2 separate regions of the Mus musculus genome follow, and region 2 is linked to region 1. A link is a loop called in an ENCODE intact Hi-C map of the cell type or tissue named here. Cell type or tissue: heart. All regions are shown on one strand.

Region 1 (2,500 bases):
CCTGGAAAGGTTTTTTTTTCCCACTAAATAATTGCCCATAAAAGATTCTTAAATGATTATTCCATTTGTCACCTGATTAATTAGGCAATTTGTGCTTTGAATGATGATTTAAAGTGCTGGCTCCTAATCTAACTGGCCAACTTTGATTCCAACCTATATGTAATGGTGTGAACTCAGCTCACACAGTGAATTTTTGTCTATATGATTGGCGTGATGCATTTTTCTTGCAAATAAGATTTTAGAACTGGGGCTACTCCCATGGATAACAATAATGAAAATGTATTTCCTCTTAGTGTGAACAAAGCCTTGGGATTAAGGCATTTTACTCAGCCTCCTGTATGCAATCATGTTAATGATGGTCATCAGAATGGCTCAGAAGGATCTAGTAAGAGGATATCTGAAAGAATGAGAGCTTCAAGTAAGTGCATGCTTATAGCACTGTTGAGAAAGGTGTGTGATGAAGGAGGAGTATGGGGTGATGTTGCTTTAATTTGTAGAGACAACATCAGTCAAAGGGTAATGAACTCCAAGTACTGTGGAGGCATTTTGTATCTTAACCCCTGGATGTTAAAATGTAAAATAATTAATATATTACAAGTATGTGTTTTAGAATTGAGATGTAGACTGTTGTGTGATCTCATATATAAAATAGTATTCCTAGAATCAGAGTCCTTATGATGAATAGGTTGAAAGGGAAATAGTCCCTTATTGAGAGCAGAATAACAAATACAAAGAATATAACACCCAGTACAAATAAGACTTATATCGTAAATAAAAGGCAAATTCAAAACAAAAAACATGATTGTATAACCTTTAATCTTTTAGGATATTTATTTTATATTTTTATAATATGACCATGAAAATTGGCAACCTAATTTTAGTATATTTTTTTTATTACTTGAGTGAAAATAATTCATATTCAAGTAAATATACTATCTCTAAAGTTCACTGTGAAGTATAAGTCTTAGTTAAAGCAAATTGTAAATTGCATGTTATAAAAGGTTGGCGTTTATACTTACTGTGATGCGATCTATACTTCATACCAATTTTCAATGGAGAATTTTAAATATACAATGATATTATCTTGGGTTTTAACAATGATTGATAGATAGATAGATAGATAGATACCCTTAAAATGAAGGAATATTGTTCTCAACAATATGGATGGTTTTATGGAGCATTATGCTAAGGAACAGAAAGATAACCACAGTATAATCTACTTTCTAGCTGGAGTAAACAGATGAACTCATAAAAACAAAGAGTAGAAGTGTCTGAAAAAAAAATCAACCTCCTACACTTTGTCCTGACTTGAATTTGACTTATTTATGATGAAATTTACACATGTATACATGCACACATGTTCATACATCTTGACAGGCAGTTATACCTACATATTTTATGCCACTGTAAAGCAATATTTTGTCATTAATTTAAATCTAGCACCTGTGTCAATTTCAAGTCTACTCTTGACTCCTCTTAACCCTTGACAGCTCACCTGATACAACACAGTTTCATTTTCCTTTGTAAACAATTCATACGTGTTGGACAATATATGGTGTGTTAAGTAAATATTTTTTAATTAAAGGTATGTTAACTAAGTATAATGACTTAATATTTGTTTATCTATTTGCATTAATAATTAATCCATACTAATTGCCAAATAGGTTCTCTTTATATAAACTATTCCCTTATTGGCAGGTGTTTTGAGTTATTTCCACACTAGAAAAGTCATGAACAAAGCTGGCATGACTATTTTTGTCTTATTCTTTAGATGTATGTGTCCATTCTGTCTTGGGCAACGATTTTCGAGTTTAATTTCTTTGTAAAATAGTGGATATAAAACATGACTAAACTTACAATGTGCCATAATCCCAGCATCTACATTCTTCCTTCCATCTTCCTGAGTCTAATGGAGAGCCCACTGTTCCAGCGTTAGAATTCTTTCTGCCGTGGTTTTCAATTCCAGGCACTTTGTCATTATGTGCTTATTGTTCAAATACAGATACCTGGTGATTTGGATAATTTCAATAATTTGTATATTTTCTTTGTAAAATGTCAGTTTAAGCCTTCTTATTTCTCCCCATTACCTTTAAACGTATTTGAAGACATATTTGTATACTCTAAACAAAAATTCTTTTTAAATTCAGCAGTGGAAGTGGGGATTGTGCATATTTCTCTCTGTTCACATTTTCACTAGAAAACTTACAAATCTGGCAAGATAAGATAGATTAATTTGATAGTTATTGCCTCTTCTGTCTTAAAAAAATAATAGCTTCTAGTGGATGGTAAAATTTATTTTCCTGTGTTGAATCTAAAAATATTAGTATTTTAAAAGATTTGTTTATTTTTGTTGTTTTTAGAGACTATTTTAACTTAAAAATATTAATATGTATTTGGAAGGATTGTAAAGTTAGATTTGAGGTTTTACTATTTAAGCATGATAAAATTACCCAATTACCTAACAAGTTTCTATGTTTATTGAATTAGTAAATTAATTTCT
Region 2 (2,500 bases), 80 kb after region 1:
CCACAGGACTTGGAGTTCATTGCCCTTTGACTGATGTCGTATCTACAAATTAAAGCAACATCACCCCATACTCCTTCTTCATCACACACCTTTCTCAACAGTGCTATAAGCATGCACTTACTTGAAGCTCTCATTCTTTCAGATATCCTCTTACTAGATCTTTCTGAGCCATTCTGCTTTATTCACTTATGGACTCTATATCCACATAAATTTCTTTACTTCACCATGGATGATTGAGTATCTATTATTTATGGTGGATGGACACACTGGTTGGGTCTAAAAAAACCACACATTTACAAATTGACTCTGCCACTTATTACTGGCCTTAGACAAATCATTTCCCAAGTCTTCCTTTCTATATCTGTAAAGGCTATGACCATCATCAACATGACTGCATACAGGAGGCTGAGTAAAATGCCTTAATTCCAAGGCTTTGTTCACACTAAGAGGAAATACATTTTCATTATTGTTATCCATGGGAGTAGCCCCAGTTCTAAAATCTTATTTGCAAGAAAAATGCATCACGCCAATCATATAGACAAAAATTCACTGTGTGAGCTGAGTTCACACCATTACGTATAGGTTGGAATCAAAGTTGGCCAGTTAGATTAGGAGCCAGCACTTTAAAATCATCATTCAAAGCACAAATTGCCTAATTAATCAGGTGACAAATGGAATAATCATTTAAGAATCTTTTATGGGCATTTATTTAGGGGGAAAAAAAGTTTCCAGGATAAATTCATAAATCTTCTAAATTACATTGTGAAACCAGTAACATGTATGAAAGTCTTGACTCTATTTGAACAATATAAGACTGGCTCAAATTGGCACTTTATCACACAAACTATGCTCAAAATTAAATTTACTAACCACCTTTCAGAATCTGTCCCATTAACATATAATAACACATATATTAGATCCCATACTACAGGGTCACATTTAGGAGGTTTTCCATTAAAACTATCCCAAGTATATCCAAGAGATCACTAAGACTCAACATTTATTGAAGCTCCGGACACCAGGCACTTACCAAGGCTCTTGTCAGAGAGCAATCTATCTGTCTTGTGTACAGCCTTCTTTTCCATAATGAAAGCTGGAAGAAAGTGAGATAACACTTTTACCTGTGCTGCACCTGTAACTAGGATCACCTGATATACCCTCCAGTAAGTCCTCTGCATCCACTTTCAGGGACCAACTCATGTGCTGTAAGACATTTTAGTGGGAGCCACAACACAGGCTCAAGACCTGCGCTCCCTGATCAAGAAGGACAAAGTGCTGCCTCTTCCCACAGTGCCCGGAAGCCCAGGATTTGAGTTTACAAGCTTCTCCAGGTATAGACTTTATGAAGATAAGGCAAGTCCCCTGAGAAACCAGGTTCGCTCAGTCTGTTCAGGGGCTGAGTGTATGGGAGAGTTCTATCATGCCATTAGAATTCTACAGTTTCAAAACCCCTCTTAGGACTCTGGAGTCTTTCCTGAGTTTTGCTTCAAAGGATCATCATTTTTTATAGAGCCAACTTTTATTTATAGCTTTTATGGCTCTTAATTTCTGTAATTATTTTAATCATAGTCTTATAATTGGAACCATATTTTCAAATATTTCATTGTCATTTTATGCATTTTTCTGACATCAAAGCAATGTACAGTGCTTCTTATAATTTCATTTTGAATTCTATAATGCCATGCTCATTCATACAATTTTCTTAATACCTGATTGCTTATTTTATACCATATTGGTACATATCACAGTACATATATTTTATACTGTATTGTTACATATCAGTCATATCAGAGAGATGATTGAAATTTACCTGAAACCAACTCATTTCAAAATCTAAAGTTTTTCTTTTATTTCTAAAGTATTTTAAAATATTTTCTTATTTTTAATTGAAAATAAATTCTTCTGTGATGGTTTGTATACCCTTAGACCAGGGAGTGACACCATCTGGAGGTGTGGGCCTGTTGGAATATGTGTGACCTGGTTGGAATGGGTGTGTCACTGTGGGTGTGGGCATAAAATCCTCACCCTAGTTGCCTGGAAGTCAGTGTTCCACTAGCAGCCTTTGGATGAAGATGTAGAACTCTCAGCTCTGACTGTGCCTTGCCTGCCTGGATGCTGCGATGCTCCCACCTTGATGATAATGGACTGAACCTCTGAACCTGTAAACCAGCCCCAATTAAATGTTGTCCTTTATAAGACTTGCCTTGGTCATGGTGTCTGTTCACAGCAGTGAAATCCTAACTAAGAGAGAAGTTGGTACTGGGAGTAGAGTATTGCTGTGATAGGCCTGACCATGCTTGTATTTGAAAGAACGAGGGTTTTGTGACTTTGGATTTGGAACTCAGTAGAATGCTTTTAATGAAGCTTAATGGGTCATCCTAGTAGGAATATGGAAGACTTTGTTGCTGGTAGTAATTTGAACTTTGTTGATCAGGCCCAAGAGATTTCAAAGGAGAAGAATTTCAGAATGTGGCATAAAGACTGTTTTTGTGGTATTGTG

Evidence for each region. A loop is a pair of places that touch in the nucleus more often than their neighbours do. Peaks named below come from ENCODE experiments on the same cell type or tissue, not always from the same donor. Only the 100,000 strongest peaks of a DNase experiment are listed, where the experiment ranks them.
Region 2: a loop joins it to region 1, with 9 times the contacts of the local background. A loop is called at or near these places in 14 of 42 quality-filtered maps.

What each region holds. Positions count from the first base shown.
Region 1 is chr7:103,306,212-103,308,711 of GRCm38, forward strand. No RefSeq gene overlaps it. Among named protein-coding and RNA genes, the nearest start is that of Olfr596, 2.3 kb to the right of the region's middle. In heart, no CTCF peak of the experiment used is centred here; no DNase peak of the experiment used is centred here.
Region 2 is chr7:103,386,022-103,388,521 of GRCm38, forward strand. No RefSeq gene overlaps it. Among named protein-coding and RNA genes, the nearest start is that of Olfr603, 3.3 kb to the left of the region's middle. In heart, no CTCF peak of the experiment used is centred here; no DNase peak of the experiment used is centred here.